Linked DNA regions of Mus musculus: region 1 is linked to region 2. The links are chromatin loops, found by intact Hi-C in ENCODE. Cell type or tissue: heart. All regions are shown on one strand.

Region 1 (5,000 bases), 120 kb after region 2:
GCTTACAGCACTTACCTGGGCCCTAGAGGCTGGCTGCAGTGTGTTAGCCTATTGCACAAGTGAGCTAGCGGAGTACAGAGGCGATAAGAGAATTGCCTAGAAGCACAGAGGTGACTTGGATCTAAGACCTGCCATCTCTTGCTGAGAGCGTAGGAGGGAGCCAGAAAGCCTTTGCTTCAGGACACAGAGCATGCAGGACTGGCTTTGGAACTTTGGCACTCAGGAATAGCTTTGGAACTTTAGTCCAGGTTACCTCCCTCAGGCTCTGCATCGGCAGCCTCCTCACGCACTCCAGGGCAGGTGGACGGAGATTTTCATACAGGGAAAGTGGTTCATGACCTACTTGTGCACCTAAATTACTTGGCAGGAAAACAGGGTTTGGTTCAGTAGATCTGGTGCTGGCCTTGAGTGTGAGTGCCTATTCCTTGTGTGTGTGAATGAATGAATGCAGATGTGTACATGTATGTGTGCGCATGCATGTGTGGCTGGTTGGGTGGGCACGTGTGTGTATGCAAGGCCTGAAGCAACTTCCCTGTATCCTCCATCCAGCCAGATGAATGGTTGAAGAAAAAGCTATCTTATCTGCCCTTGCAATGTCCCGGGTGTGGGTTTGGCCTCCACAGAGTCTCAGTTAAATTCTCTGCTCCACCTTCCTGCCACACAGTGAGGTCCTCTGCCTGGAGCTCAAGGCCATTTATGGACATGTTCCTCATTTCTAAGCTATACTCCCATCACCATCTTGAAATCAGTATATACCTCACATGTCTCACTGAAGGTGTATTTCTTATGGCCCATAAAATACCTTAAGTTTTATACCATTGAGACTATTACAGACTTGAAGACATTAGGCCTGTACGAGGCCTTGGGAGCCGGAAAGAGTGTCAGAGTGGACGAACAGCTGCAGCACTGACTTTGTGCCAGGTATGGCACACGCCAACCCACTTTGTCCTCCATTGTCACCCCTGAGAGCAATGTTGGTATCCGTGCCCCAGTGCACAGAGGAGGAAACTGAGACTCGTGGCCTTGCTTTGACTCACACAGTTACTGAGGGAACAAAGCCAGGCTGAGCCCGGGGCATTGCAAAGCCCTCCCAAATGAAAGACAGTGGATGTTAATGAAGTGGGGGTGTGCTCCAGTCATGCCCCCTGCACTGGTGACCTGGGGAACTGGGATAGCAAGAGTGAAAAGAGGGGTGGGTAAGGGCTCAGGCTGCAGGAGCTTGCAGGCTGTTGCAAAGATGGGTTTTATCCCAAGGAAGGGTGCACGAGGAGCAAGCGGAACGTAGAGAAAGAAAGGCTCTTGGTTGGACTTAGAGTAAAGAGAAGGAGGGATGAGTCAGAGGGGGGAGTTTAGGACCCAGAACACAGGTTCTGGGGCAGTGGTTCTCACTAAGGGGAACAAGTTTGCCATCTCCCACTGGTGTCTGTCTATGGACATTTTCAGTTGTCATGGCTGAAGACGATGGTGCTGGTACCTGGTAGGTAGTTGCCACGGGTGAGAACAGTCGGAAACAAGGGCTTATCTATCACGGCTCTCAGCAGGGATTGAGAAAGCCTGCTGGAAGCTTCTTGCTGGCAGGGACAGGAGTGGGGTGAGAGGTGGTCAGCACCCCTCCGAGCTGACTCAATGATCTGTGTGATGTGCCCAGCACTTCCTGACCCCAGGTCAGGGTCCTGGCCACAGAACTTGGTCCCTCCCAAGGTCTTGGCCTGTGTAGACAGTGTTTATTCTGGGTGATGAAATCTCCACGGGGACACCCAGCTCCTGGGCCCACCTTTCCCATGTGGTGAGGACAGCCCCTCTCCGTGAACTGCCTGACGCCCCACCATTAACTCTTAGGGAGTCAGTAAAGGAGCAGTGTTCTGATTTTGTTGGGTAGTTCCACCCCTGGAAGCTATTTTGTAAAATCATAGTAACAAATAATCAAGACGTGAAAGTCATCAAAAGACCACTCACTGCACTGGAAGGGGAATGCAGAGGCTTGGTGTGTGTGTGTGTGTGTGTGTGTGTGTGTGTGTGTGTGTGTGTGTGTGTGTGTGCAGCAGAGCTGAAAAGAAAAGTACCCAGAAGGGAAGGGAGTTGGTAGAAAATAAAGTCTGCAAGCTACAGTGCACTCCTGGTCACTCCAATCCTAGGCCAGGCACATCCCAGGAGACCAGCATCTCTCCCTCTGCTGGCCACTCACGGGTATTGCCTGCCCCTGGCTGGAGCTTAGGCACAAAGCCTGGGGTAGGCAAAAAAAAAAAAAAAAAAAAAAAAAAAAACAACAACAACAACAACAACACGAGAAACTAGAATTTTTACAAATCAGACAGAGTCCCCTGGCTGAGGAAGGATCAGGAAGATGGTGAACATCCTTGTTATCCCTTCTGTCAGCCCTGCTGCTGGGAAACCAAGTGGGCAGAGGCAGATAGATGCCCTCTAGAGCCCTAGGCTACCCAGGTCTGGAAAATGTCTCTTCTGAGCAGAGGCCTCTGGGAACCTCCACTGACCTGATCCTCTTCAGCCACTACTCAGGCTAGCTTTTGCTTTGGTCGCACTGCACAGCCAGATCCAGCTCAGGAGGCCTCTGGATGAGCAACTGGCCTCTGCCTGTGCTGCGTGCCCTTTACAGAAAGGCTTTTCTTTTTCCTGGTGCGCTCAGGACTATAGCTCCCAAAAGGAAAGTGAAGTCGGAGCCAGAATCTGCAAAACTCAGCGGAGCCCAGAACTAAGCAGGCTTCCTTTGATGCCTCTTACACCTCCCCAGAGAACCCTGACCTCCCCAGCACAGAGCCTAGAGAGAGGCGAGGCAGGAAGAGGGTTCAGAGTCACAGAGTTCAGAGGTCCTGGAGTGAGGACTTAGGACTCTGCCCAAGAAATGCCATGGTTGCTCTTGACTTCCAACAAGCTGTGCAGTGCTGTGCTGTGCTGTTCGTGTTGAGATCCTGGGAGGGGCCCCTAAAGAATAAACAAATCTGAGGAGTGGAAGTGACTGTCATGTTAGTCTAGGCTCCCTCACACTGGACACTAAAATGTTCAATGCCCTTGATGGACAGTCTCTGCTAGCCCCTCCCTGTTCCCTGCCAGCCCCTTTCCTTGGAGGCCCTGCTTACTGGAAAGCTATGGGCTCCTGCATGACCACTGTCACTCAACCTTTGTCAAGCCTTATGGGGCCCCAGGACTCTCAAACGGGCACAGGGTGTGATCCTTGACTGGAGTCCCCATGATACAAGCAAGTTGCTTAACCTTTGTGAGCCTGTTGGTCCCACCGCTCCCCTTTGGCCAGCAGGGAACTTGAGTCCTGGACTCTGCATGGAGAGGAAGAAGTCAGGCTGGGGGCTGGAGAGGTGGCTCAGCGGTTAAGAGCACTGACTGCTCTTCCAAAGGTCCTGAGTTCAAATCCCAGCAACCACATGGTGGTTCACAACCATCCCTAATGAGATCTGACACCCTCTTCTGGGGTTTCTGAAGACAGCTGCAGTGTACTTACATATAATAAAGAAATAAATCTTAAAAAAAAAAAAGTCAGTCTGGGAAGACTGGTCAGTTCCAGGTAGTGTCCTACTGACTCAATGACATGGTGAGAGACCAGCTATTCTCCAAGGGCTTTGTCTTCACAGACTGTTTGAATACACATGTCCAGGAAGGAACATGGCATCATCTCTATCTTGTTTGTTTGTTTTTTGAAGACATGCTTTCTCTGTGTATCCTTAGCTGTCCTGGAACTCACTCTGTAGACCTCAAACTCAGAATTCAAAGATCTATCTGCCTCTGCCTCTGCCTCTGCCTCTGCCTCTGCCTCTGCCTCTGCCTCTGCCTCTGCCTCTGCCTCTGCCTCTGCCTCTGCCTCTGCCTCTGCCTCTGCCTCTGCCTCTGCCTCTGCCTCTGCCTCTGCCTCCTGAGAGCTGGGATTAAAGGCACACGCCACCACTGCATGGATTCTTTTTCATTTTTTAATGATTTATTTATTTATTTTTGTTTTATATGCATTGGTGCTTTGCCTGCGTGTATGTCTGTCTGTGTAGGGTGTCAGATTCCCTCAAGTAGGAGTTTAGACAATTGTAAGCTGCCATGTGGGTTGTAAGAACTACACCTAGGTTCTCTCCAGCCATCTCTCCAGCCCCTGTTTGTTTGTTTGTTTATTTGTTTGTTTTTGAGACAGGGTCTCTCTTCATAGCCCTGGCTATCCTGGAACTTACTATATAGATCAGGTTGGCCTCAAACTCATAAGGCTTTTCCTTCCTCTGCCTTCCAATGCTGGAAATTAAAGGTGTGTCCCACCATGCTCGGCTATCTCTATCTTAAGTGTGACAGGACAGATTCACAGAGAGACTGGGCAACCCGGCTTAGGTCGCACCACCAATACGTGGCACATCTGGATGAGGATCATGACAAGCCATGCTCTAACTGACCTCACCTGGCCTGCATCCCCACTCCATCTCATCCCATCAGTAAGCCAGCACTGCCTGTAGTTCCTGGGTTCAGTCTACCCATATCCCATCAAAGGAGCCCAACTCTGCTCCACTCAGGACCAACCTTCAAGTCCAAGGCCACATGTTCACAGAGACCTGAAAGTGTCATGAACCAAAGATGCCAGATTTGAGGACACTCACGGTAGGAGATGTCTCACTGCTTGTTGGTTCTTAGGGACACTGAGGCCAGCACGGGCCAAGCCTTGCCTAAGGATGTTCAGCCTGCCTGTGGTAAGGCAGGATTGACTCTGAGGCAGTCCTATACCAGTACAGAAACATTAAGCCTGTAAGAGAGTTTGCTGTGGGAGTCAGGTCACACCCAACTGTTTATTGTAATGTGGGGTTGATGATTCCTTAAGACCTACTATTTGTCACCTGGCTCAAAACCAGGGCTGCTGCTAGCTTTGCTCCTATAAGACACACACATCCCCTTCAAACCACATTTACTCTTCAGTGACCATATTGGTCCCACAACCAGAGAGAAGCAATGCTCTTTCATAAGCCTTGTCCAGGCCCCTGCCTCCCAGCCAGCCTTCTGCTTCTCAG
Region 2 (5,000 bases):
TGAGCTTACAAAACAGTCGCCAGTACACAAGGGAGAATTCTCAAGTTGGTACATGCAGACACAGCCTACCATCTATTCATAGCTACTGCCCAATATTTTTTTGTTAAGATTTATTTTATTTATATGAGTACACTGTGGCTGACTTCAGACACACCAGAAGAGGGCATCAATCCCATTACAGATGGTTGGGAGACACCATGTGGTTGCTGGGATTTGAACTCAGGACCTCTGGAAGAGCAGTCAGTGTCTTAACCACTGAGCCACCTCTCCAGCCCCCATGCCCAATATTTTTTTTAAGATTTATTTATTTATTATATTTAAGTACACTGTAGCTGTCTTCAGACACTCCAGAAGAGAGTGTCAGATCTTGTTACATATGGTTTGTGAGCCACCATGTGGTTGCTGGGATTTGAACTCAGGACCTTTGAAAGAGCAGTCAGTGCTCTTAACCACTGAGCCATCTCTCCAGCCCCCATGCCCAACATTTTTGATCCATATGATTTTTTAAATTTCTCTTTCACCTACACATACCAACTCAATTTTGAGGTGAAAGAGACTGTTCAAATAGTAACGTCAGGTGACCCAGTCTACATCCACTGACTACTAGGACTGCTATAGTCTTAAAAGTTCACTGCCTACAAATTGCCAACCAGAGGACATAAGATCACTACCTCTTATCAGGAGTTTTAAAAAGCCTTTATCAGCTGGGGGTTGGTGGTGCATGGCTTTAATCCTAACACTAGACGCAGTGCTCCTCTGAGTCTCCATAGTGTGTTCCAGGACAGCTAGGACTACACTGAAAAACCCCATCCCAAAGAAAATTAAAAATTGTTTATTACCAGCATTTGTTTCTCTAAACTGTTTAATAGCAACTACATAGTCACAAGAAACACAACTAAAAATGTATAAAAGCTGTACCAATTTTTAAAAAGCATATTCAGAGTATCTCTTTACAATTCATGCTGGCTTTTTTAATTAGTAGAAGCCCAGCAAACTCCCTCCCTGCCCTTCCTCAGCTCAGCTCAGGCCTCCTGACCCAGCTGAGGGATGACTTACTGCCAGCAACCTTCCCTGACTGCTCCCCCAACCCCGAAGTAAATCAGAGTCCTACAGTCTTCGCGGCATCTTCTACCTGAGCTAGCTCAGCCTAGCTCCCAACTGTGGAGCCAGAGGAAGCTGGAAGATTGATGGTGATGCAGTTATTTACCCCAGGGTCACAGTTTTGGCATGAGCAACACAGAGACAGCTCAAATGTTAATTTATTCAGCCGCAGTTCCACAGAGGCACTGGAGAGAGACTGGAGCACCCCACAGGCAGTCAGTAACTCACAAAGACCTACTGATCCTGCCCATCTTCCCATCTCTGCTGAAAAACAACTCCAGTCATGATGCCAGTGATGGCTCTGCTAAGTTGTATCTCGTGTTTTCTCTAAACATGTCTGCTCTGGGCTTTGTTTATGCAATAGTAAGGCTCACTGACCTCTAGGTCAAACAGCTGAAGGAAGTGTGTGTGCGGTTAGAGCCTCAGAACTTCAGTTTTATTTGTTACAAGCTGTGTGCAGCCCACATCAAGTTCCTGGCCTGTTCCCTCACTTTGAAACAAGAATACACCCTACCTTGAAGCATTGTCTTCCGTGGGAAATAATGTACAGAACTCACCTAACCTGGTCACAATCACACCTCTTCACTAAAGAGACTCGTGTAGAGAATCTCCACACACCGACCCGCTCTGGGTATCAAATCAACTTTGGGGGCTCTGGCTAGCCACTCCCACTATTACTTTTCAATCATTTTAGTCACTCTAATGGCCTGTCAATCATAGTACGGATACAGTCTCTAAAAAAAAAACAATAACAACAGAAATAATAATAACTTGGGGGAAGGTATGTCTAGCTGAAGTCAGAGGCAAACAAAGCGGAATTATCCCCATTAACTGTTATTAACTAAAGGAATGTGGAAAAGAACTGTGACTCTGGCATACAACCTGCAGACACACTTCCGTCCCCCTCCCTCCCTATCCGTATCCTTCCCACCCATCTCCATTTTGATTTGGTTTCTTTTGGGAGGGAGGGATGAGGAAAGAGGAAAGGAGGGGGGAAAGAAAGGGAGAAGGAGAGAGGAAGACAGAGAGGTGTGGGGGAGAAATCACTAAAGTTCTCAAGTATTTAACCACCAGGTGGCAGTCTTCTGGAAGCCCTGTGCCTACAAGCACACCCTTAAAAAGCTGTAACTGCTATCAAGTCTTTTCAGTTAACCATACCTTTGGCACTAGATATTCTAACTTTACAATATCTGCCTCGATTGCAAAAGCAAAAAAGTCCTGTATATGATTTGCATCAACATCTAAATTTTTTTTAAAATTTTTTTTATTTATTTTATTTACATGAGTACACTGCATCTGTCTTCAGACACACACTAGAAGAGGGCATTGGATCCCATTACAGATGGTTGTGAGCCACCATGTGGCTGCTAGGAATTGAACTCAGGACCTCGAAAAGAGCAGTCAGTGCTCTTAACCACTGAGCCATCTCTCCAGCTCCCTAAATTTTTAAAAACATCAAGTGTTCATAATAATATAATCAGAATTCTCCCAGCAATGCAGTGAGTAGAAATGAAATAGCAATGGTGTGGAACCAGCCAGAAGCCCTGGCTGATCGGGTGTGTATCCACAGGACTGAAGACTACAGGCTGCAGAGAAAAGCATGCATGCGCCAGCAGACACCCAGGGCAGTATTTACAGCAGCAGGATGCACGCTGGCTCGAACCAGAAGTCAAACATGCTCACCAACAGGGGAAAAAATGATCACCTATTATATTCACTCAGTAGAATACACACAAACAAATCAAACACAGCACACAGGGCCAGCTGATCCTGACAACCAAGCCAACACACAGGTGGGCGCCAGTCACCAGGGGCTTACTGCATTACTTCATTCACACAAAACTCAGAATCAGGGAAACTGCCCAGCAGCACCGTTGTGCATCCTCACACATACACACAATTCCACAACGACCCTTTCCAGATGGAGAGACGTGGGATGCTCGGTAGCTCGTTGTTTTGGTTTTGGTTTCTTGGTGCCAGGGTCTCACTGTGTAGCTGAGGCTCACAACCCTCCTGGCTATTTCCTCCCAAACCCTAGTATTACAGGTATGTACCCATGCCCAGCTAGACACGGCCAGCTAACTGAGCAAGGCTGTTATCACCCAGAAATTAGTCCTGTATACAGAGGCCTGTACAAACTACTTTTATGAATTTTACCCAAATAAATACAGAATCAAAAATCATTAAATTTTTTATAAATGAAAATGATGCAAAATTAAAGTTTACAACAATTTAAAAAATCAGAAACAACTGAACATTAACAGATCTGTGCATGAACCACACATAACCAAAGAACCAGACCTCAACGCAAACCACTCACATCTTAAGAATCAGGGATATACGCGGTGTCACATGTACCTGTTGGGAAACAAACTTACCAAGGAATTCTTAATCACTTCACTCCTATAAAATTCTGGAAAAGAAGAAAAACAACAGTAAGTGACAGGAAAGACAAGCAGCTCGTTAACTAAGCACTGTAAGGCTCTGGCGCTCTAGGAAGGCGTCTAAACTGATCCAGCGCCTGCCATCTTTACCAATGAGAATAGAAAACCAAAATTAAGTAAAAGTCTCTTAAGGAGGAAAAACATCAGTGAAGCACATCACAAATTGTTCAGATTTAGTCTCGGAATTGTTACCTGTCTCCTTCTGCAGCACATTCTAATTTAAGCCCTTAAAAATCCAAATGTTCTCCTTTTCCCATTTCTACTCACTCCTTTCTTTTCATGTGAACACAATGAGGGGGGGGCGGGGGGGTCCTTCAGGGGGCTGAGATGAGGTCAGGATTCTTTCCCTATTCTCTTTAAGGCAGGATATCTCAATCAAGCCAAAACCTCCTCTACACAGCTCGTGTGGCCAGCCAGCTGGCTCTGGGGATCCATCTCTGCCTTCTGGGGCTAGATTACAGGTGGGCTGCCACAGTCCCCCTGCATCCAGGTGGGTCCTGGGAATTTAAACTCCAGTTTTCATCTGTCCAGCAAGTACTTTAACCTCTGACTCCCAAATCCCCCATTTCCAGTATCTATGACTGATTCTCTCTGTTCTTCAGGCACCTCTAGAACATTCCCTCATAGGAGTGTAGAATGAATACCAATTTAGAAACCATGTGACCCAAGCTTTATTTGTGCTTGTGCTAACATTCTACCTCTTCAACTTTGTCAGGCCCTTTCTCAACTTGGAAAATTTGGATAGCTGAAGTTCTTCTGCAAGCATTAAAATTTCATGATTCCAGGGCTGGAGAGATGACTAAGAGCACTGACTGCTCTTCCAGAGGCCCTGAGTTCAATTCCCAGCACCCACACGGTGGCTCACAACCATCTGATTCCCTCTTCTGGTGTGTGTAAAGACAGAGCACTCATATACATTAAATAAATAAATAAATATTTTTAAAATGTTCATGATTCCATAAACCTTCATATATAGCATCAAATGTTACAAAACCAAAAAATAAATAAAATAAAATAAAACTATGCTATAGGTCCTGATAGACATTCCCGACAACCCTCCAGTGCTCTGCAGCCACCCACCCAGATTATCTCCATGCCACTGTCAATGCAGACCCTAGGGACTCCTGGAGTCCCCTGTTGCTACAGGACAGTGTTTCTCACATGTGATCCACACACTACTGGTACTTGAGATGAACTGAGGCACGATACATGGACAAAGGCCATGATTGCAATGTGTGCCTAGACACTCCATTTGTTACTGTGGGCCCAAACCCTATAACTACCGTGTCCTCATCTCTCAGAACTGTCCCTGGCACAAGGACAGACACTCAGCCAATTCTGTTTTTATGAATGAACAATGACATGCCCAGGGAGTGCACTGATGTCCACCCTTGCAGGGAAGCTCTCCCTCCCAGCAGCTCTGGTGTTAAGGCATTTCCTTGTGGACAGGCTGCC

Evidence for each region. Hi-C counts contacts between places; a loop is a spot of excess contacts. Peaks named below come from ENCODE experiments on the same cell type or tissue, not always from the same donor. Only the 100,000 strongest peaks of a DNase experiment are listed, where the experiment ranks them.
Region 1: a loop joins it to region 2, with 4 times the contacts of the local background. A loop is called at or near these places in 7 of 42 quality-filtered maps.

The regions. Positions count from the first base shown.
Region 1 is chr7:99,227,394-99,232,393 of GRCm38, forward strand. All of the region lies in intron 2 of Mogat2 (monoacylglycerol O-acyltransferase 2), which reads right to left. Among named protein-coding and RNA genes, the nearest start is that of Mogat2, 8.7 kb to the right of the region's middle. In heart, a CTCF peak has its summit at 2,181 (motif pointing left); no DNase peak of the experiment used is centred here; H3K27ac peaks cover 695 bases.
Region 2 is chr7:99,105,584-99,110,583 of GRCm38, forward strand. Uvrag (UV radiation resistance associated gene) reads right to left here. Exons shown (of 15, transcript NM_178635.3): 3 at 3,480-3,514. Among named protein-coding and RNA genes, the nearest start is that of Uvrag, 33 kb to the right of the region's middle. In heart, a CTCF peak has its summit at 2,175 (motif pointing right); no DNase peak of the experiment used is centred here.